Regions from separate parts of the Homo sapiens genome. Here all the other regions are linked to region 2. A link is a loop called in an ENCODE intact Hi-C map of the cell type or tissue named here. Cell type or tissue: endothelial cell of umbilical vein. All regions are shown on one strand.

Region 1 (8,000 bases), 58 kb before region 2:
CACTAGATCCTTCTCCTTCCCAAATTGGTATCTCTGACTCCAGTTCTGTCCCAAGTCTAAGGAGATTTTTACATGGTCAGACACACATTTAGATAATAATTGTTGCATGAATGTATTTCACAGAGGGCCCTTAATATTCATATGCCCCCCAAACTAAATCATGAACACCCCTACAGCTGCCCCTCCTGCCTAATGTTACTCTTCAGCCTTTAATCCCTATTCTGGTTAGCGGCATCTTCTTCTACCCAGAGGCTTAACTGGAAGCCCTGGAGAATCCTCTCTTCCTTCCTCTCTCTTACCTCCCTCCACATACAGGTACCTCTCAAATCTGCCTTTCTCCCACCTTCATCATCTCACACTTGGCTGTTCCTGGGCTCCGGTGGCCCCACATCTCTCAACCCCTTGCCATTTCCCCTGTCCCTCCACTGCCAGCAGAGGGATCCTTCCAAAGCACAATTGGATCGTGCCAGTCCTCTACTTTAAAACCCTTTCCAGGCCGGGCGTGGTGGCTCACACCTGTAATCCCAGCACTTTAGGAGGCTGAGGCGGGTGGATCACCTGAGGTCAGGAGTTTGAGACCAGCCTGGCCAATACGGCAAAACCCCATCTGTACTAAAAATACAAAAATTAGCTGGGCGTGTGCCTGTAGTCCCAGCTACTCGGGAAGCTAAGGCAGGAGAATCACTTGAACCTGGGAGGCAGAGGTTGCAATGAGCCGAGATTGCGCCACTGCACTTCAGCCTGGGTAATAGAGTGAGACTCTGTCTCAAAAAAAAAAAAAAAAAAAAAAAAAAAAACCCTTTCGTAGGTCTACCTGTGCATATAGGATGAGGTTCAAACTCTTTAGCATGGCATTCAAGGCCTTCGCATCTGGCTGCAGTGGATCCACTTCTCCTGTTTCAGTTCCCACCACTGTCCCCTCAGATGTTTATTATGTGAATGAGTGAGTGAAACTTATGTAACCACTTCACTCACTAGGTCCTAAGTGCTGTCATCTTTAGCTCTGTCAGGCTGAAGACATCACTTTCATTGTTTAGCCCAGAATTGTTCATTTAACCAAGGGGTCCAACATATTCAGGCACTGTGTTAGGTGCTCAGTGTACATCAGTGACCAAAAAATAACAAAAATCCTGCCATTGTGCAGCCTATATTCTATCAGAGGACACAAACCATAAACAATAAACTTAATGAGTAAATTATATAGTATGTTAAAAGGTGATAAGTGCTGTTAAAAAAGAAAGAAAGAAAAAGTAAAACATAGGAAGAAGATTGGGATGGGGTTAAAGAATGGGGTTTACAAGGTAACAAAGCATTTTAAGAATAGGCCTAATTGAGAAAGTGAGAATTGTTCATTGAGCCAGTTCATAATATTACTATGGTTTTTTTTAGTTGTATTTTGTGTTTTTGTTTTGGAGACAGGATCTCACTATGTTGTCCAGGCTGGAATGCAGTGGCTATTCACAGATGTGATCATAGCACAGTGCAGCCTCAACTCCTGGCCTTGATCAGTCCTCCTGCCTCAGCCTCCCAAGTAGCTGGGACCACAGGCATGCACCACAACACTCAGCTACATGGTATTTCGTTAGATTACCATCATGTCCCTCACCCTGGAGTCAGGGAATTAAAAGGCTCTTCTGAGCAAACTGCCAAGTAACAATAATAGCTACTGTTTGTTGTGAGCTTACTACGTGACAGGCTCTGCGCTGAGCAGTTTGCATAGTCTTTTCTCCTTTAATCTTTACAGTAGCCTTCGAAGATTGATGTTATCACTATCCCTATTTTACCAGTGAAAAACCTGAAGATTTGAGAAATTTTAGAATTAGCTTAAGACCTAGAAAGGGCAGCACTAGGATTTGAGCACACACTAGCCATTTTGCCTCTAACTGATGAAGGAAGACATTTGAGGAGCACTCCTTTGGAGCTTTCCAAAATCAGTATTTAAAGAGCCAACATTGTCCCTTTTCCTAGAGAACAGTTCAGTGTCACAGCACAAGTAGGGGGTGCAGAGAGCACTCAACACCTGCTTCCACCTCCAGCACTTGATTCATTTCAGACAAATGGTTCTCCAACTAAAGACATGGTTCATAAAAAACTCCAGTGTCTTACAGGCTCTTATTGCCTGAAAAAAGTCTTTCCTGGATGTTCATTGTCTGTCTACTAACCCAGTTTCCTCTCATTTGAACCTCAATGAAGCTAGAGCCCAACTTTCTTCATCTCCCTTATAATCTCTTCAATATATTTGAAGAATCAAGCCTCTGCTATTCAAAATTGGTCTCAGTTTCATCCATGTTCTGTAGCTGTTGTCTAGACATTGGAACAACCAATCCATTACAGAAAACATCCTGGGTGTTCACATCAGTGATGCTGCAATCCACATGCTGAATGCTTGTCCAGCATGACTAACCACTTGTAAAAGAGCAAAGCATGATTCAGAGGACTCCACCAAAAATAATGCATTATTTGGCCTAATCTTGGCCTGGTGCAAATTCAGACTTTTGAGTCATACAGCTCATTAGAAATCGGGATGTACTTGACTCTAATAAAAATTTTAGTGCAACCCAGATTTAGAGTGGTATATTTAGGCTAGGCTACAAGACAAATTTTGGAACAGAAGCACATGACGTAAGGGAGAGAATAATAATCTTGAAAAGAAAGGCTTTATTGCTTCTCTGTCCCCAATTTCTGCCATCAAAAGAAATACCAGATTTAGGAACAGTCTCTTTCCTTACTAGAAAAAGAAGGCTTTCATGATTTGAGCAGAAGAAAGGATTTATGAGAAGTGATTTCTTTATTTGGGGCATGTTTAAAGCTTGTGTGGGGCCCTCCCAAGTCTTCCTTGGGTCTTTGCCTTTGTTAGCTCTGAGATTTTTACTTTTTTAGTTTTGGTTTTTGGTTTGTTTTTTTTTTTTTTTTTTTTTTGACACAGGGTCTTGTGTTGCCCAGGCTAGCCTAGCTCTGTTTTTAAATGAAGCTGCTACAAGTCACTGCTGTGATGAACTCAGTCACTAGAGCTGCTCTGCTGTGGAAGGGGCATTAGCCACCATACTCACTGCAGCTCTGCCCGAAGTCCCCTGTAGACTTCCTCCTTCCAGAGGTGGTGACAGAGCAGCAGAAAAGAGGTACAGCCGGGCAGTAGAGGGAGCCAGAGAAAAGGGTGAAGGCTTGGCCTTTGGGAAAGCAAACCTGCTGTCCCCTTGGGTATTTCAGGAAAGAAAGGGAGGCTCACGTTTATACTCAGCTACTGTTTCAGGCCCCGCATTAGAGTTTTTCACGTCCATTACTGCTTTTAACACTCAAAACTCTAGAGGAAAAAGAAAATATATCTCCTTTTTCAGATGAGGAAACTGAGGCTCAGAGAGGTAAAATCAACCCATCTAGGAAGTGGTGACTCAGTCCCCAGTCTTACCACTCTAGCATGCTTGTCATAATAAACATGGTGAGTGACTTTTTTCTAAAGATCCCCCCTCTCTCAGAGGTCATGTCCTTTCGTAACCAGCCCTTGCTCTTGAACCCCCAGGCAGTTTGGTGGTTATGCCAAGGAAGCAGACTACGTAGCACAAGCCACCCGTCTGCGTGCTGCCCTGGAGGGCACAGCCACCTACCGGGGGGACATCTACTTCTGCACGGGTTATGACCCTCCCATGAAGCCCTACGGACGGCGCAATGAGATCTGGCTGTTGAAGACATGAGTGACCCACTGAACCAAGAACTTACTGGAAGTGTGCCTCTGTGTCTCCTTCCTCGGGGGTAAGGAGGGGACAGTGCTTCCCAAGTTCCAGCTGCAAGTCCAACTTAACCAACTTTCCTTCAAAGTCAGTTACTGCCAATTTTCTGAAAAAAGCATGTTCCATATACTAAGTCTCTTTTCTCACAGTAGGAAATAATACAGCCAAGATATGCAGCATCCTTCTCATTGATGTAGAAAATTCTGCGATAGACCAGAAAAATCCTGGCAGCTTTTCTCCAGGCATCTGGGTCACTAAAAACTGATTTTCTAAAATTATTGGATTTGTATTTTGTTATTAAGGGGGAAAATGTGATTTGTGCCTGATCTTTCATCTGTGATTCTTATAAGAGCTTTGTCTTCAGAAAAACTAAAAATAAAAGGCATTGACTTAAACAGCTGAGACAAATCATAAGTGTAATTATTTCCAAGGTTCTACAGTCCTGAAGGTAATATAGGTATGAGTACTATTGATGGTGTTTACCATTGCAGGAACCCTATATTTAGAGCTCCCAAGTCCTTCCGAATATAAACGCAAAGATACCAGGACACACACCATCCCTAAACTAGACATTTCCCATGACTGTTATGTAGCACTCTGTGATTATAAGTTGAGGATTTTGTTTGCAGCTGTGGTCTGCGAAGGGTTCCAGGAGTCACAAGAGCAGACCAAGAAGAAAAATCATTGCACTATGGTGCACAGACTACCCTGGAGACAGGAGATTTTCCAGGAGGATTGGTTTAGGGGGATGAGATGAGAAGCAGCTGGGGTCCAGTTTCATTAACTGAAGAGGATAGGAAGGAAAGAAAAGGTGCAGTTTGGCCTGCAGAGAAGGACACAGATGCAAGGCTGTGAGCAGGAAGCCGGATGGCAGCTGAGCTGGAGCAGAGCCCGTGAGTGAGCAGGGGAGGATGAAGCTCTCAGTGGGCCCCAGGGCATGTAGGAGGTACTCTGATCCTCATAGTGCATCAGGGCCCCACGCTCTCAGCAGCCCTCCCTACGACAGCTGGACAGGTTTTCAGGGAGAAACCCACCTTAGCACCCACCCACACCCCATTTGCTGTTTCTATAGGAAACAGAAAAATGAGCTTTAATCCTCACCATGAAGAGTTCTTACTGGACATAAAGTGGGGTTTCCTAAGGAGAGGAACAAGAGCTATATGTCATCATCTTTCCTGGAGTCCTTTCAGCAGTCTTCTGAGGGATGGGCCATGACCATTTCTGAAGATCCAGGGTGAAAACCGTCAGCCACCCAGCCTTGACTATCAGACACCATGCCAAGCACTTTGCATGCACTGCCCCACTTATTCCATGGGCAACTCTGTGAGAAAGGTACTGCTGTTCCCACACACAGGTGAGGAAGCTGAGGATTCCACAGGCTCCCACACTTGAGAAGCCTTGGAGCCAAGACAAAAGTGCAGCCACACAGGCCTTATTACATGTCAAGGAGTTTAAGTTTTGTTTTAAGAAAACTGAAAAGTGCATGGGCAGCTTTGAGCAGGAACGTGATACTGTCATGTTTTAGAAAGAAAGTTCTGTCTACAGTATGGAAAATAAACTGAAAAAAGGATATGACTGGAGACAGAGAGACCAGTCACAAGACTAAGAGAAAGATGATGGAGGTCAAAACTAGATCATGGCAGTGGGGATGGAGAGAAGTAGACAGTTTGGAGCAAGAGAAGAGGTTAACAGGACTTGGTGGCTGACTGGTGAATGAGATAAGGAAAAGGTTTGAAGAGGAGCAGAGCATTGCTCCAAACTATGCCACTGTGGCAAATTGGTTATTTTGAGCTGAAGGCAATGGAGAAATGGCAGATACAGGAAGTGCTGTCTGCCCTCCCCTTTTCTACCTAAAAGCAGTATGTAAATTTCCCCTGAGAAAGGTGCTCTCATTCTACTAGGAAGAGGAGAACATGCTTATCACCAGGGATGGGGAGTCAATGCCAAGATGAGTCTGTACAAACCTTATTAAAATTGCCCTTCTCTTCCATCAGTTTCCCCGATATGTTTCCTAGTCACTTTCCCATCCCCCTTCCAGCCCAAACCCCTTTTTCCTTTGTCATGTCTCCACAATGTATTGTTCTTTGTTAAAATGGTATATAATTCTCAAATCTAACTGCTTTAGAGTTTTCACTTTTTTCTGTGAAGTCCTCCATGCCACATAGAAATATTAACATCAGATAAAAATCTATATTTTTTCCTATTAATATTTTTTCCCTGTTAATCTGTCCGCAAAGGTTATTTAGGCCTGCAGAGCATCCAAGTGAGGCTATCTAGTGGACAGTTGAAAGTGTGGGTCTGATGCTACAAATAGAAGCCTAACGTGGAGATGTGTTTGGACATCACAAATATCTAGATGGAGTAGGTGAATTATGAACTCTCCCAAGGAAAGGCCAGGAGTAAGAAGAGAAGAAAATCTAGGTAAGGACTCAGGAACCCTAATATTTACAGACAAGCAGAAGAAAAGAGCCGACAAATATTGTTTAAAAGTGGCTAGTTATATAGGAGAAATGCCAGAGAATAAAAAAGGAAGAAGGTAATCAGTGTGTATCAAACCACTACATCAGTAAGTGCTACTGACCCAAGTCCTAAATCATCTTGAAGCCATCTCTGCTGGTACCATCTTAGGATGTATCACCATCATTCTTGCCTGAAGTCCTGCAACAGCCTTCTAATTGGTCTCCACATTTCTGCTCCTGCCCCCTTGGACACATTTTCTACACAACTTCCAAATGGATCTTTGCTTTAAAATTCTTATTTTGCACTTAGACTAAAATTCAAACTCCATTTTATGACCTGCAAGGCGTTGTGTGATTTGGCCCCTTCTGACTACTTCTTTCTTTCCAATCTCTCCCTTAATACCCTTCTGCCACAGTGGACTTTGAACACACACAGCCCTTTTTTGCCCTAGAGCCCTTGCACTAGCTGTTTTGTCTGCCTAAAACCCTTTTCACTTCCTTTTCAAATGGCCAGGTTTTCTCATCCTACAGATCCTAACTACCTCCTCTTCAAAGAGGCCTTCAATGGCCCCTCTAGCTAAAATAGAGTCAGCCTCCCCTATAGTTCTCCATCATACCATTATATTTTTGCTTTTTTCATAATACAAACCACTGTATAATTATTTTCCTTTTTCTCTCAGATCCCCAGGTAGCCATGGTCTTGGGGAAAACTGTGTCCTCCGGAGTGATCAGAGCCCAGTGCTGGACATCATGGAATGTAATTTTTTAACTTATTCATTTCCTCTTTTTTTTTTTTTTTTTTTTTTTTGTCTCTCACACAAGACTGTAAGTTTGATAAGGAGGAGCCCCATACCTGCTTTGTTCTCCATTGTATGCCCAGCACCTAGCTCAGGGATCTATCATTTAAGAATGCATGAAACTGTAACAGAAAACCAACAGTAGCTTAAGCCAAGAAGGTTTTCTTTTCCCACATAGCAAGAAATCCAGAGACAGGTTCAGTACTCAATGCTGATGTCTCTGCACTTGCCTTTCTCTCTCCCTCAGGGCTGCAAGATGGCTGATGCAGCTCCTGCCATCTCATCCATGTTTAAGGCAGGAAATTAGGGAGATGAGGACAGGCTGTATCAGTTGCATCTGTCCCATTTTATGAAGAAACAGAAGCTTTCCCAAAAGTTTCCCCATCAGAGTTCTACTTTTATCTCATGGGCCAAAACTAACATACAGGGCCATCCATAGCTGCAAGAGAGAGTGTGTGTTGGGTTTTGTAGCCTCTATAGTGAGGAGCAGCAAGGAAGAAGAATATTTAGAATGGCTCTGAGGTAGCTGATCAACAGTGTCTTTTGCAAGGAGACTATGTAAAGATGCGTATACCTGAGGTCAAGAGTTTGGGAAGATGGGAAACAGCTGGAGAGATGGGTTGAGGCCAGATTGCAGAGGATCATAGTCTTCAATTCTATATTCTCACTTCTTTTTTTTTTTTTTTTTTTTTTTTTTTTCTTTTCTTGAGAGAATCTCACTGTGTTACCCAGGCTGGAGTGCAGTGGCGTGATCTCAGCTCACTGCAGCCTCTGTCTCCTGGGTTCAAGTGATTCTCCTGCCTCTGCCTCCTAAGTAGCTGGGATTACAGGTATGTGCCACCATGGCCAGCTAATTTTTGTATTTTTAGTAGAGACGGGGGTTTCACCATGTTGGCCAGGCTGGTCTCGAACTCCTGGCCTCAAGTGATCCACCCGCCTCAGCCTCCCAAAGTGCTGGAATTACAGGCATGAGCCACCACACCCGGCCTATTCTCACTTCTGAACCAAGCATATGAGCT
Region 2 (8,000 bases):
CGGATCACCTGAGGTCAGGAGTTCGAGACCAGCCTGACCAATACGGAAAAAACCCCGTCTCTACTAAAAATACAAAATTAGCCAGGCGTGGTGGCGCATGCCTGTAATCCCAGCTACTCGGGAGGCTGAGGTAGGAGAATTGCTTGAACCTGGGAGGCGGAGGTTGCGGTGAGCCGAGATCACGCCATTGCACTCCAGCCTGGGCAACAAGAGCTAAACTCCATCTCAAAAAAAAAAAGTAATAACGCATGAGGTTTTTATACATATTAAATTATATTATACATCTAAAGTGCTTAGGCCGGGCACAGTGGCTCACGCCTGTAATCCCAGCACTTTAGGAGGCCGAGGCGGGCGGATCACCTGAGGTCAGGAGTTCGAGACCAGCCTGGCCAATATGGTAAAACCCCGTCTCTACTAAAATACAAGAATTAGCCAGGCATGGTGGCGGGCACCCGTAATCCCAGCTACTCAAGAGGCTGAGGCAGGAGAATTGCTTGAACCCGAGAGGCAGAGGTTGCAGTGAGCCAAGATCGCGACACTGCACTCCAGCCTGAGTGACAAGAGCGAAACTCCATCTCAAAAATAAATAAATAAACAAACAAACAAATAAATAAAGCACTTCAAACAGAGCCTGGCACGGAGTAAGCGCACAGTAAATGTTAGTGATGGTGATGATCATGCCCCTGCAACATCTCCTCCTCTCCGGATTAACTAGCTCCAGTCCCATCAGCCATTCTGCAGGTCATGAAATTCCAAAAATAGCTTCTCTGTTAGAAGCTCCTCCTCCATTAGAGTGAGCTGCAAAGATGTGGATTTTATGCTGTGATGTGGTACCTCAGGGGAACAGCACATGCCTTGACTTGGACTTCACAAATGTGTCAGTGCTGCCTACGATTGCTTTGACTTTCTGGCTGTTGTCTCATCACTGGTCCTTCTCAGTTTTCTAGACACCTCAAACTACCAAGTCTTTTTCATAAAAACTACTGTCAAACCAAGTCTTTCCAATTTGTATTTATGTAATTTACTTTGACAGCACAAATACATTTACATCTATTAAAGTAAATTCTTGTCTTGGGATCTTCATTCCAGCTTATTGCAACATATTTGTATTCTGGTTTTATTATTCAGTCTTTCCTAATTTTGTGTCATGTGCAAAACTTGATAAATGTGCTTTATCTTTATCCAAGTGATTGATGAAAACGTTATCCAAACAGATGCAAAGACAGAGCCCTGTGGCACATCACTAGAGACTTCCATCTAGTAAAGGATCTCTTCTTGAATGTTTCAGTTATGACTCCATCTAACTCTATTATCATGATCTCTGCTTTTTTCCATTGTTCATAAGATATCATGCTGGTCAGGCGCAGTGGCTTATGCCTGTAATCCCAGCACTTTGGGAGGCCAAGGCAGGCGGATCACCTGAGGTCAGGAGTTCGAGACCAGCCTGACCAATATGGAAAAAAACCCCGTCTCTACTAGAAATACAGAATTAGCCGGGCGTGGTGGCGCATGCCTGTAATCCCAGCTCCTCGGGAGGCTGAGGCAGGAGAATCGCTTGAACCCAGGAGGCAGAGGTTGCGGTAAGCCGAGATCGCACCAGTGCACTCCAGCCTGGGAAACAAGGGCGAAACTCCATCTCAAAAAAAAAAAGAAAAAGAAAAGAAATCATGCTAAAAATTGGCACGTGCTTTTTCTCTTTCAATTCCTGGTGGGGGAAAAAAAAAAGTTGGCCTGGAAGCATTTCTTCTTAGAAAGAGAAAGGTGGTAGTCAGGAAACATGGTGCTAGCCCCTACAATCACGTCCCAGAGCTCACAGCATGGCTACATGGGCTTGTCAGAGGAGTTTTCTGAGTTGAGTTGATACAAACCCAGCAGGATTGACAGATCATCACATGGAAGGGGGTTGCACTAGAAGCAACTGGAACCAGGCAATTTGGTGTGGCATATGCCGCAACTAAATTTCACTAACATGTCATTTCTTTTCTGCTGAAGACCACGATTGGATTGGACTTGGATTGAATCACTGGGCTCGGGACAAACATCTTGGCTGAGTCATTACAAACACAAGTTGTCTGCACGGATCTCCAAGGACTACCTCTGCACCTGCTCTCAGAAGCTGCACGGGGAGGGAGGGCTCTTCCAGGTGTGGCACTTACTCCCTGAAGGGAGCCAGAATTCCATGCAAAGAGAAAGAAGGGGGATGGGTGTGGGTTTTTGGCTCACTATGGGCCTCAGGGAAGTTGAAGGAATCAATAACACAAACAAGTGAATAGGAATTCACTGTTGGTTGGGGGCATGGTGGCTCACACCTGCAATCCCAACACTTTGAGAGGCCACAGTGGGAGGATTGCTTGAGCCCAGGAGTTCAAGACCAGCCTGGGCAATATAGTGAGACCCCATCTCTACAAAAAAAAAAATTTCAAAAATTAGCCAAGCGTGGTGGCGCACGCCTCTAGTCCCAGCTACTTAGGAGGCAGAGTGGGAGGATCGCTTGAGCTCAGGAAATGCAGGTTGCAGTGAGCTGAGATCACAGCACTACACTCCAGCCTAGGCGACAAAGCAAGACCCTGTCTTAAAAATAATAATAAAAATAAAGAATTAACTGTTTACTGGATCCTGAGCTTTCTTGTAAGAGTGGCTGAATCTGGTCAATTCTGAGATGAGTCAAAAGATGAATGGAAAATAAAATCTCAGGCTGGGCATGGTGGCTCATGCTTGCAATTCCAGCACTTTGGGAGGCGGAGGGAGGAGGATCACTTGAGCCCAGGAGTACAAGACCAGCCTGGGCAACATAGGGAGACCCTGCCTCTACAATTTTTTTTTAATTAACCATGTGTGGTGGTGTGCACCTGTGGTCCCAGCCAGTACTCAGAAGGCCGAGGCAAGAGGACCACCTGAGCCCAGGATGTCGAGACTACAGTGAGCCGTGATCGCACCACTGCACTCCAGGCTGAGTGACAGAGAAAGACCCTATCCCAAAAGAAAAAAAAATTACTTTTAAAATTTTTTAAATTTTTTTTTTAGAAAAAGAAAATCTCAGTAAAGGGGAGCATGTAAGAACCGGTTGAAACCTTGAATACATTATGATATGAAACCAAGTATATCAAAAGATGGTGCTTGAAAACAACAAATTTTACCACCTGACTCAGACTTCTTTGTCGTTGTTTTATTTAAAATGTTATTGTCTCTGATTAGAAAATACAGTCATGAGGGCTAAAAACTGAAATGATGTGAAAAGGCATCCATTAAGCAGTGTTGCCCCACCACCCTTTCCATCAGTCTTGTCTCATGGGGATGGGGAAAATGAAGACAGAACGCTTTGCCTTGCTTTGCAATCCCTCCTTTGAAGGCCTTCTGTCCCAGGAAGCCAATGTTCATTTGATGTGGAAGAGGGACCTGTGTTTAACCAGAAGCTGTCCTCCCTCATCCCTTTCCCATGGCTTACACGCAGAAGGGAGAGGAGATGACCAGAGGAGAAATCAGGGGAAGAAAAGGCAACAGGGGAGGCAAAGGGAAAGGAGAGGAATGCTTAAAATATACAGTGAAATTTGAGTAGGATTCTCTACTCAAAGACTTCTCTGGGAAGTGTCCAGAATTGACCACACAGGTGCTGACGGTAGAAAGAACACAGACCCAAAACCCTGATCTAGTTGCATTAACTCCATTAGCCCTGAGTTCCTCTGTAAAATGAAGACTGTGGAGGCACCAACTAGAGGATTTCTGTGACCTTCTCAAACTCTAAAATTTTTGGCACTGGACTGTTCCACTTTGAAGGGTCAAGAAAGAAATCTGGAGGTTGCAGAAATCAGGGTCAGGCGCACATACACGCACGCACGCACACACACACACACACACACACACACACACACACACACAGATCCAGCAGCATCCTTGGAACATCCTGAAGTCAAGAAAGGCACAGCACTGTCTGCCCCGATAGAAGGAATTCCAGAAAACAGCCACGAGGTTGGGCCACAGAATTTCCAAAGAGAGCAATCTACAAACTGGGGGTTGATTTCCCAGTTCCTGGATCTCAGCAGTCAACACACGAGAAGGATTTTTTTCTGAAGCTGCCACCTCCAATTCTGAAATAATCCCATGTTTCAGACTGGGGCCGGGACGGTGGCAAACCTGCAGACCCTGGCAGCAAGATGAGGGCAAGGAAGGGAAAGGTCAGCTGGGCACAGTCCAGTTCTCAGCAGTAATGACAGAAATGAAGGAAGGAAGCTCAGAATGAGTGCACGGGGGAAATGGGTTTTGCTGATGCATTTCCAGGGCCGGCCGTACTCTTTGTTTTGGCACACTTTTCCTGACAAACAGCCAGTGTTCTCAACACATAAATACTAGTCCACGTTAACAACAATAGCATATGAGACCGCTCTCCGTAAAGATGCCAGATTGGATGCAAATGGACTGGAAATACCTTGGAGGGTTTCACAAAAATAAGACAAAGGGCAAAGGAACTTTGCCAAAGGAGATGGAGAGCAATTCTTTAAAGTTAGTGGGAGGGAGGAAGCAAAGAGCTCATAAATACAAGCCTCTTAAAATGGGACGCATTTGCCTCGCGCCTACTGGGTGTCTGCAGCTCAGCTTGGTGCCCCACACAGGACACCGACTTTAAGTGGCTGCCTTTGCAAGGCTGAGAGGCCATGAGGGTTGATGCCTGAAGTGTCAGCGCCATCTAGTGGAAACATGGGGCATGGCCGCTTTGGACGGCCTCAGCCTAAAATGAGAGGCAGAGAGACACGCTCTATTTCGCATCTCACAATGCAAGATGAGAGAAAGGCTGTTGAGTTTTATTTCATCATCGCCCGTTTAGGTCAAAGGAGATGCCACTTTGGCTCCCAGTCATCAATCAACTGGCAACACCCAAGGACCAGGCTGGGCTACATTTGCACATTCCATTTCAGCCCAGGTAGAGATGGAGACACTTATAAGAACGGCTTCGGAATGTTCTCCAGTTTGATTCTCAGATGTCAAAGCCTGTAGGCCATGAGAGGTCCCTACTTAAACAGAACAGCTATCCTTTGGTACCCTCTCCAAAGAAAAGAAAGAGTAAAAAAATAATAACTTTTAAAAATAGCTTATTTATGTGCAGAAGGTGTGAGACCTGAAGATGAGTTAACAGCCGCAGCAGTGGGAGGAGGGGTGACAGGTACTGCTCAAATGAGCAGCAACCTTCTGCCACCTGGCAAGAACAGGCGTTCAGTGCAGGGCTGGCCTGCCCCTGCAGGCTTCAGAGACCACTGCGTTTCTTAGAAGGGAAACAACGGGGCCGGGCGCGGTGGCTCATGCCTGTAATCCCAGCACTTTCAGAGGCCACGGTATCCCAGCACTTTCAGAGGCCAAGGTAGGTGGATCACGAGGTTTGGAGTTCGAGATCTGCCTGGCCCATATAGTGAAACCCTGTCTCTACTAAAAATACAAAAATCAGCCGGGCATGGTGGAGGAGGAGGAGGAGGAGAAGGAGGAGAAGGAAGAAGGAGAAACAACAGTCCAGAGATGATGCCATTTCCGGGGAAAGAGGTTGACTTGAGGAAGGCAGCCATGGGAATAAAAGCTCCCACAGATCCTTTTCACTAAAAAGAAAGCAGGCCGGGTGCAGTAGCTCACGCCTGTAATCCCAGCACTTGTGGGAGGCCAAAGCAGGAGAATCTCGAGTTCAAGACCAGCCTGGGCAACAGAGCAAGACCCCCACCTCTACAAAAAATATATTTTGTGTGTTTTTCAACAAGTGATTCAAATTGCTGCTCAGATTTTAAAACTTACTGTAACTATCAGTGTAAAGACCCATGCCTGGATCCTGTTTCATTTTTATATCAACTTGGTAAAAATGCTGTTCTTGACACCCTGTCCTCTCTATCCTCCCTCAAACCACATGTGATCTCTGAAAAAATAAAATTAGCCAAGTGTGGTAGTGCACGTCTGTGGTCCCAGCTACTCAGGAGACTGAGGCAGGAGAATCACTCGAGCACAGAAAGTTGAGGCTGCAGTGAGCTATGATTGTGCCACTGCACTCCAGCCTGGGCCATAGAGCTAGACCCTGTCTCAAAAAAAAAAAAAAAAAAAAATGCCGATCCAGAGTATTTTGTGATTTTACCTTTTACTCCTCCTCCCTTGCTTGGTTGGTAGTATGAAGACCAGAGAAGGAAAGAAAAGATGGAAAGGAGGCTGGGCATGGTGATTCCCACCCGTAATCCCAGCACTTTGGGAGGCCAAGGCGGGCAGATCACTTAAGATCAGGAGTTCAAGACCAGCCTGGTCAACATGGTGAAACCTCGTCTGTACTAAAAATACAAAAATTAGCCAGGCGTGGTGGCGCACGCACGCCTGTAATCCCAGCTACTCAGAAGGCCGAGGCACGAAAATCGCTTGAACCCAGGATGCGGAGGCTGCAGTGAGCTGAGATCATGCCACTGCACTCCAGCCTGGATGACAGAGTGAGACTCTATCTCAAAAAGAAAGAAAGAAAGAGAGAGAGAGAGAGAGAGAGAAAGAAAGAAAGAAAGAAAGAAAGAAAGAAAGAAAGAAAGAAAGAAGAAAGGAAGGAAGGAAGGAAAGAGAGAAAGAAAGTGGGGGGGGAATATGCATTTCTTGAGTCCCTAGCCTATGATAGATAATATATGTGAAACCACATTGCTTTATTCTCACAACAAACCTCATTAGGTCACACCTCCTGGGAAAGACCAGAAGGATCTGTGTCACTATGTGTCCTTCCCCCTTTTCAGTACAAAGCCAGGCTAATCTTAGCGCGAAGCCTACCAACCAAACCTTTGCGGCATATAAACATCCCTAACTCAGCACATCATCCACTCACCTCCACCTCCCTCGCCTCTGCCTCACGCTGGTTTTTCCTTTTGATGAAAAGCAGAGCGTCAGGCTCTTAGGAAGTAACTCCCTGACTTAGCTACACATTTTTACATGTCACTCAGTTTCTATGTAGAGGGATTATTTTTTTTCCATAACGAAAGAGAGATTTCCTATTGCTCTGCCCTACAGAGCTCTTTCTTGGATTAAGTCAATTATCATGGTTAGGTGTCACATGTTTTTGCCAAGAGACATTTGTGAACTAATTCTGTCAAACAGGGGATCTGGATTTGTCCTCTCCCACAATTAGACCTTGGGTGAAACATGAAACCGGCTTTGAGCTCTCCTCCCTGCCTTTCCTGGGCTGCCAAACCCCAAGCCAAGGTTGCCACTCCTCTGCTTTTCTGGAGTAAAACCTCAGGCCCCGTGATGATCCTGGCTCTCACACCATTGACAGCCTCAAAAATGAGGGGAAACACACTTGTTTTAGAGGGAACGGGAGAGACACATGAAGAAGGGTCAAGTACAAACCCAAAGGAAGTGAACCTTGAACTTCAGCTCCAACATGAAGCTCTCAGGGCAGCCCGTGTTCTATCCCCCAGAGTCTAATGCTCATTACTGGTAACTGCTGCCACCACCATGAAAGAGTGGCCACCACATCTTTATTGCATACTCAGGTGAATAACTTATTATACAATGAACACTCCTCCATTAGGAGACCATGCCCACTTACAGAATGCAGCCGTAAATGCGGTAAATCTATTTACAGAGGTTGGGGTGCAAGATGAGAGAAGTATCAGCCCCAGGAATTTGAAGTGAGAATGATCTACAAATTCTCCTGACAAGGAGCAACCGGGCTTGTGCTAGTGAGGTCTGAAAGAATTCCTGGCAGAGCGTAGGGGGAGATTAGATCTCGGAATTGACAGCAAGTTTGGGGACAGTGCAAGAAGAGAGGGGTGACCTGTGAATTGGTGCTGGGGAGCTGCTGAGGCCCAATGTGAGGCAGCACTAGAGAGATGAGTAAATTTAGGGTGATCTTTAGCCTCTCCTACCCAGGCAAGAAGGGTTGGGGAGCGGGGGTGCCAGCAAGTTGGCTTCCAGTGTAGATTCAGGCCAGTGGGCTGAGAGAGGCTTTTGCTATTTTTGCTCAGATATGCAGGTCTGCTCTGGGCCACAGAGCCTCACAAAACCCA
Region 3 (8,000 bases), 320 kb before region 2:
CCTCCTAAGATGCTTTGCATACTGGAAAATAATTAAACTTACCCACAGATAAATAAACCAGAGTGAATCCATTTTTCTCTATTAATAAAGATTTATGTGAATATTTTTAATGAAGGTAACTGAAAGCAGGTGGAGGAATACGAAGTGTGTACGAAGCAGTTAGTAGTCAACTCGGCAGAGATCGAAGTGTGTCAGACTAAAACAAATATTAGTAAGAACAACATGTGGTCATTTTGCGCCTTTGTAGGAGGAAAGCCAATGAGAAACTTCAGTGTGGAAACATAACTGCTCTCCCACCAAACCCAAAAAGAAGCTAAACTGCTTATCAGGCATGGCGAGTATATGGTATGCGGTCAGCCTTATTAGCATATCTTAATTGAGAATTAGACCGTCATGGCAGAACACATTGTAAGTTTAAAACTTGGGAGACAAAATAATTCATTGAAATTCCCAAGGCACATCTTGTTTCCTACCTATTCCTTGAAATGTTTTCCTTTTTTTTCTCTCTTTGTTTTCCTGTTATTCATTTCTTCCTTCTTTCTTCTACCTTCAGCCATGCTCTCAACTTTCCTGTTCACTATCTAAATCCCTCCTTTTATACAATTATGTTTGTGATATATTTCCGCAATTATCAGAAGTTATTACTTCTTTTCTCTCCCCTCTCTGCTTTATATTGCTTTTCCTTTATCTTTGCCTCCCATTATTCATTCTCATTCATCTTTTTCATTGTCTTTCTCCCCTCTCATTCCCTCTGTCTTTTCCCCTCTACCTCTCTGTCACTCACTCTCACAAGCTCAATCTCACATACAAATTAAATTATTATAAAGAATTTCTTTGCTGGTTACAAATTCCATTCGTGCCCAGGGACTTAGGATTGCATAAGATTGGATGCATCTCACGCCCCGTTGCTCTAAACTGAAAATGTTTTCTTGACCCCCTCTCACTTCACACTACTGGAGGAATAGCATTATCCGTTATCTCCCCAGAGCAGCGATGGGAGGAACATACTGCTGAATATACATTTGGCCATGACTGCATCCATATTATGGAAGACATCATTTGCTCTTAGAACAGAGGACATCAGCACCGGCATTCACAGCCTCATCTGTTAAGTGTGTTTCCCTCATTCTGCAGTTGCTTAGCTCAGACCGGCGAGTACCTGGTGGGCAACCCTTCCTCTGAACTTGGTGGGGAATCATACAATCTGTTGAACTTGGCTCACATATAGCCTAGGAATGGGTACCCCAAATATTCCAGCACTGGTAGTAGTACTGGTAGGTGGTGTGTTTGAAACACAATCTCAAATAAAACAAAGCAACCATATCCCATGGAACTGGCTGTTTATCTCACATACTTGATCTGGTTGGGAGATGAATCAATGAGATCTGAAGTATTTTCCAGGGTACATACACAATGCTGTTGGTCTAGGCCTTGGTGTTATTCTCATGAGTGGTAGTCTAAATTGCAGAGCCATGCAGAGGGACTTATATTTGCCAGGAACGTATTAACTATATACTGCTTTCTGGGTAGTGGCTGGGACTTTGGAATAATTATTCTACAAGTTCACATGAGCATGAAAGATCTGACCCTGGGTGGGTCTTGGGGGCATTTTCTCTTCATGGCAAGCCTTGATAATGCCAAGCTCTAGCTGGCCCCTTAAGAAACCTCTGAGCCTTGGCCAGGGATGATTTTCAAGGTCTCTGACAGATCAGTAGTAAACAAAAAGTATCCCTGGACAGTCAAGAAGAAACCCCAGTTAATTGGTCTTCAAAATACCTAAGATCAGGCCAGGCACAGTGGCTCACACATGTAATCCCAGCACTCTGGGAGGCCTAGGCAGGTGGATTGCTTGAGCCCAGGAGTTCAAGACAAGCCTGAGCAACATGGCAAAACCCATCTCTACAAAAAATACAACAAATTAGCTGGGCATGATGGTGTACACCGGTAGTCCCAGCTACCCGGGAGGCTGAGGTGGGAGGATCGATAGAGCCAAGAAGGTCAAGGCTGCAGTGAGCCGTGATGGTGTCACTGAATTCCAGCCTGGGTGACAGAGTGAGCTGCTGTCTCAAAAAAAAAAAAAAGTAAAGAAAGTACTTAAGATCCAAGCTTGGCCTAGGATTATTCAGAAACCCTAGGGAATGTGGAAACCTGTCCCAATCCCACCAGACTCTAATTACTCTAGAAACTACACTCAGGTATTTAGTTTACACTGCTATAAGCCATAGAACTAACTGTTAACTTTATGACATGTCTTGCTTATTAAGCCACATGGTGCAAGTCAGGGATGTAATATGGTTAATCTCCTTTTTTTAAGTAGGATGTGCCCAAGAGAATATATATATATATATTCCTTCACCCAGAAATAGAGACACAGACCCAGAGACAGGCTCATGCTTAACGCCTACCATGAAACTCCTACCAGTCTCTATGGTGGTAGGATCTCTGACGGAGGTTGGGTCTCTGATGGAGGTTGGGTCTCTGATGAAGGTTGGGTTGTTGGGACCTGGTCTGATGTAGCTCTCTACATGGAATTGACAGTAGATATTCCAAGCTTAGCCACCTGCTGCTATCTTCTGAGCAAGAAGGGGCTCTAATGTATAAAATCTATCAAAGAACATAGAAAGGTTTCCTCTCTGAGCCAGGCAAGTAATCTCCCCAATAGCCAAGAAGAGTAACAGAAGATGTGCACCCTATAATGCTGGTCTTGGGGTGTAGGTGTATGAAACAGAAAAACAGGCCACAAATATGCAACTTCAAATTTAACTTCTTCTGAGGCATTTTTCTGGAAAACCTTCAGCTCTATGGGTATGACTCAATTAGTGTTCACTGAACATTTAACTTATTGGAAATATCGGAAATCAAATAATATTTCCAAATTTCAGGTGAAAAAACTGAGTCAAAAGATCACTAAGAGACACAACAAAGTGACTCAGAAAAAAAGATGAATTTATGTATCTGGTTTCTGAATCTCTAGGACTATTGTGTTCACTACAGAATACTAAATGCTTTGTCTCAAAATCCATTGAAAGATTGTATAGTTGCATAAGCTCCATTCATCTCAGCTACTAGTAACCCACAGTTATCTTGGGATACAAACCAAAGAAATATGAAATGCAACTAAATTTCAAAAAAGAAATAGTGTTGCAGGAATACAATTTCCCAAACACATGTTAGTTAATATTCCAGTATTAACTTTTACACTTTGCCTTTTATCTTGGCATGTCAAAGTACATAAACCATTATTCTAAGATCTTCGCCTTCATTCTCTCAAGATAAAAAAGGAGATTCAGAAATAATTGTGCCCAGTAATCCCCTAAGGAAACTAAAGCTCATAGAATTTCAGTGGAAGCTCTGCTTCCAGTTTAAAGTAACTCTGCACCCCAGGTTGCCCAAGGCCATGCCAATTTCAAAGATTCTGTCCCAATATCACCACATGTGGCCTCTCACTTCTCAGACTAGCCTGACTAGGCTCTGGGAAACATGGACTCTAGCTTCCAATACTCATTGACCCATTTAACAGATGTTAATGACCTACTGTGCACATGACAGGGTTAAAGTAAATAAAACTCCATCATGTCTTGGTGGAAATATGAACAATTATGCCCATTAGCATTGTTCGAGAGGCTAGTAGGCATAATTGCTATATTTCCACCAAGACATAATGGTGCAGGGGAGGGCGGGGCAGGAGGCAGTTCATGGAAGATGGAGCCTTGGAGCTGGCTCTGAGTGGGACAGGATTCAACTGTCAGGTAAAAGTGGGAGCAGAGCACTTCAGGTAGAGAGAACAGCATGAAGGCCGACAGGGCTTTGATGATGTAGAGGCGTAGTTTTGAGGAATGGTCCAGATGCCTTAGGCATGAGCATGCAATGATTGAGGAGGCGGGAGTGTAGAAGAGAGTGAAACTAGAAAGCCAGGTAGAACCCAGGCTTTGAAGTGTCCCGGATGCCAGGCTGAGGAGCTGGGACTTTATTCTTCATACAGTAGGGAGCCATTGCTTGTTTTTAAGCAGAGTGGTGGCCTGAGAAAATATGAACATCAGGAAAATGTATATGTGGAGAAGGAGAATGTGTGGAGGGGAGATCAATTACAAGCTGATATTTTTAGATGGGAGGAGGCAATAAGCCAGATAAGACGCTGGGGTTTGAACGAGGCCAGGCAGTAAGGTCACAGACGGGGATGCAGATTTCAGGAAAGGCTGGATATGGAGACCGTAATTTCTGTGGCCTAGACTTTTTATCTGAACTTGAGGCTGGTGTTTCTCCTCCTGAAACGACTTGAGAATGACCCACAAACAGGTTTCCAATAATGTCCTCCCAACTCCACAATGTGTCATATCAGAAGTGGCCACCAGGAGATGCAGTTACATTAACAACTGTAGTAGAAACCAGAAAAGGAAAAGGTCCTGTAGGGGTGCAGATGCAGAGAATTAGAGCAGAACATGGATGGGAAGGGTGAGGGGCAGTAGGGCTGTCCAGGTGGGAGAGACTTGGCCCAATGCATGGAATTTTTACAGTTTCAGGAAACGGGCCAGAGACGATGGAAAATTGCATTAATGTTGTTACTACTACACAGCATACCATGCACATGTGCTATGAGCATTTCTATTGTTTCTAATCTATATGTGAATTGTAAACAAGGACTAGGCATAATCTCATCTTATAGCCAACAAAACCAAGTCTGAGTTACACACATATTGCATCTCAGTGAATAAATTTCTCAGATACTATATATATGCCAAGCACTTGACATGCGGTGTGTGACCAAGACAACCCTGCCTCATGAAGCATATGTGACACAAGGGAGTGGGAGATAAACAAAGACCAAGTGAGCAAACCAATGAATAGGACAATTCACTAATGGTAACTGCTATGAAGGTAACAGCATGGTAGTATTGTAAAGTATAGCAGGAATAGTGGGCCTGGGAGGCCTTCATTTATTTCATAAACGAAAGCCTCTCTAAGCAGGTGCCACTGAGTTGGCATCTGAATGATGAGAATAAACCAATCAAGTGAAGACCTGCAGAAAGAGGACTGCAGGCAGGGAGAACAGCAGGTACAAAAACCCAGTGGAGAGAATAACCTTGACATTCTCCTGGGACAGTAAGGGCTGAGTGGGCTGGGCACTGTGGCTCATGCCAGTAATCCCAGCACTTTGGGAGGCCGAGGTGCACAGATCGCTTGAGCTTAGGAGTTCAAGACCAGCCTGGGCAACATGGCAAAACCCCATCTCTACTAAAAATACAGAAATCAACTGGGCATAATGACGTGTGCCCATAGTCCCTGCTACTCAGGAGGCTGAGGTGGAAGGATCAGTTGAGCCCAGGAGATTGAGGCTGCAGTGAACCATGATTGCGCCACTGCACTCCAGCCTGGGAGACAGAGTGAGACCCTGTCAGAAAGAAAGGGAAAGAAGGCGAGGGGAGGGGAGGGGAGAGGAGAGGAGGGGAGGGGAGGGGGAGGGGAGGGGAGGGGAGGGGAGGGGAGAAGGGAAGGCCAGGGTGGGCTGGGCACAGTGAGTGAGGAATGACTGGTAAAAGACGAATTGGAGGGGTGGGGCGGCCAGAGCCCAATTGGCCATGAAAGTGATTACAAGGAATTTAGATTTTTTTACAGGGAGTTATTCCAACTTAGGTCCAGACCCATACCTAACATGTTTGAGGCCCAAAACAAGAGTTTAAAGGGAAACCCTAGGCTATCTTATAAAGGTTCTTCATCCTCTGTGCCCACTATTCCAGTGTAAATGTCCCCAGAAAGACACACGAGAGCTCATGCCCATGAACACCTAGTGGGCTGCTGAATGCCAGTGAAGATTGGTTGAGCATACGAGGAGGCCAAGATATTTTCAGCTGGCAGCAGAAAGGTCAAGTGAAATGGATTGCAAGGGGGTATGTCCCCAGGACAAACTTCACCCACTGCACTTATGTCTGGAGCAGAATGTGCTGTGAGAGGTGGAGACAAGATAAGAGTCCAGCTTGACCTACTGGTGAAAGAATAGATGAGGGAAAGTATATTAGTTATCTATTGCTGTGTTACAAACTTCTCCAGACTTAGCGGTGTAAAGCAACAGTAAGTATTTCTTATCTCATACAGTTTCTATGGGTCAGGAATCCACAAGCGGCTTGGCTGAGCAGTTCATGTTTAGTATCTCTTATGAGGCTCCAGTCAAGATCTTGGCCAGGGCTGCCGTCATCTGAAGGCTTGACTGGGGCTAGAGGATCTGCTTCTAAAATGGTCCACTCACCTGGCTGGCAAGATGAATGAAGCAGGAGGCCTCTGTTACCAGAGTTCTCCACTGGGCTGCCTAGGAGTCCCCATGTGTATTAGCCTGTTTTCACGCTGCTGATAAATACATACCTGAGACTGGGAAGAAAAAGAGGTTTAATTCAACTTATAGTGCCACATGGCTGGGGAGGCCTCAGAATCATGGCAGGAGGTGAAAGGCACTTCTTACATGGAGGTGGCAAGAGAAAAATGAGAAAGAAGCACAAGCAGAAACCCCTGATAACACCATCAGATTTCGTAAGACTTATTCACTATCACAAGAATAACACGGGAAAGACCAGCCCCCATGATTCAGTTACCTCCCCCTGGGTCCCTCCCACAACAAGTGGGAATCCTGGGAGCTAAAATTCAAGTTGAGATTTGGGCGAGGACACAGACAAATCATATCACCATGGCATGGCAGCTGGCTTTCCCCAGATCAATGAGGGTGCAAGGCTGCTGTGTGTTTTATGCTCTAACCTCAGAAGTCCCTCTACAATATTCTACTGGTTACATAGGTCAGCCTTATCCAAGTGGGAAGAACTACACAAGGGCCTGATCACCAGGAAATGAGAATCCGTGTGGGTGATCGTAGAGCCTGGCTTCCACAGGAAGTAAGAACATTTATCAAGAGTACGTAATCTTACTACAATATCTCCTTTTATTCTTCCAACAACTATAGGAATTAGTTACCACCTTTCCTTATAAGAAAGACTAGGCTCAGAGAACTTCAGTAAAAGTTGCCCCAAAGTCAGTTATTACGTGGCAGAGCTAACTGTCAAACATAGATCTGACTGACTCCAAAATCACAAACTGTTAAACTACATAACGCTCTCTTCCTAGGTGAAAAGAAAAAGCATGTTGTTAGGTGAGCATTCAGGTTGAGCAGAAGAAAAGATAAGTGAAATGACCCCCAGGATTCTAGCTCTATCTGTGAATACTTGGGCAAGTTACTTAACCGTTTTGTGCTTCAATTTACTTATCTCCAACATGGGACTAATACTGGTACCTACTTAGAGAGTTGTAAGGATGAAAGGAGCTTACAGTTGCAAAGTGTTTAAAATGATGCCTGGCACATAGTATGTGTCATATGGGTATTTTTATAAATAAACCAGTCAAAATCTTGATCAATAAACCAGTAGTACTGACATCTCTCCATATTTTCATTCCCGCTCAAGTAATTCTCTAATCTGCCTTACACTTTGAAACTCTTTGTCCACATTAATCTTGATTTTTTTGTAAAGATGAGGCCTCACCACATTGCCTACGCTGGTCTTGAACTCCTGGACCCAAAGTGATCCTCCTGCCTCAGCCTCCCAAAGTGCTGGGATTACAGGCGTGAGCCACCATACCCCACATCAATCTTTATCTGAAAGTTCCAAGAAGATGGAGTTGTCTGGATTGCAGTAGGTAACAATGACCAACCATTGTAAATATCTATCATAAGCATTAGAATGGTTTTCCAGCATGTCTCTCTCCTGCCTCCATCGTGAGCCAGCAAAAAACTTGTCTTTTTCTTTTCAAGTCCCCTGTGACTTGCACAACATCCAGTTCACAAATAAATGAAGGACACACACATACGGTATTAATAATACTATTTTTGGTGATGATATAATGGCTCCCAGATGCACCAAGGGGGCTCCTGGAACATCTTTCCATAGGCGGGGCTGCTCCCCAGCATCTGGATGGGCCCTCCTCCCACTGTGGGCTCCTCCTACCAAGGAAGGGCTATTTTTAAA

Evidence for each region. Hi-C counts contacts between places; a loop is a spot of excess contacts. Peaks named below come from ENCODE experiments on the same cell type or tissue, not always from the same donor. Only the 100,000 strongest peaks of a DNase experiment are listed, where the experiment ranks them.
Region 1: it touches region 2 in a loop (7-fold over the local background); 92 of 110 quality-filtered maps call a loop at or near these places.
Region 3: a loop joins it to region 2, with 13 times the contacts of the local background. A loop is called at or near these places in 53 of 110 quality-filtered maps.

Annotation. Positions count from the first base shown.
Region 1 is chr12:12,970,997-12,978,996 of GRCh38, reverse strand. It overlaps HEBP1 (heme binding protein 1), which reads left to right. Exons shown (of 4, transcript NM_015987.5): 4 at 3,518-4,127. The coding sequence ends at 3,689. The region is part of intron 1 of GPRC5D-AS1 (GPRC5D and HEBP1 antisense RNA 1); the gene reads right to left. It overlaps LOC124903100 (small nucleolar RNA SNORD88), which reads right to left and starts at 6,944; the gene lies at 6,854-6,944. In endothelial cell of umbilical vein, a CTCF peak has its summit at 3,136 (motif pointing right); DNase peaks (open chromatin) are centred at 2,456 and 3,136; H3K27ac peaks cover 1,606 bases.
Region 2 is chr12:12,913,089-12,921,088 of GRCh38, reverse strand. It overlaps GPRC5A (G protein-coupled receptor class C group 5 member A), which reads right to left. Exons shown (of 4, transcript NM_003979.4): 4 at 3,152-8,000. MIR614 (microRNA 614) reads right to left here and starts at 5,260; the gene lies at 5,171-5,260. RefSeq lists a cis regulatory region at 58 and an enhancer at 1-130. In endothelial cell of umbilical vein, a CTCF peak has its summit at 4,683 (motif pointing left); DNase peaks (open chromatin) are centred at 4,308 and 4,608; H3K27ac peaks cover 2,848 bases.
Region 3 is chr12:13,230,594-13,238,593 of GRCh38, reverse strand. No RefSeq gene overlaps it. Among named protein-coding and RNA genes, the nearest start is that of EMP1, 38 kb to the right of the region's middle. In endothelial cell of umbilical vein, a CTCF peak has its summit at 4,348; a DNase peak (open chromatin) is centred at 4,373.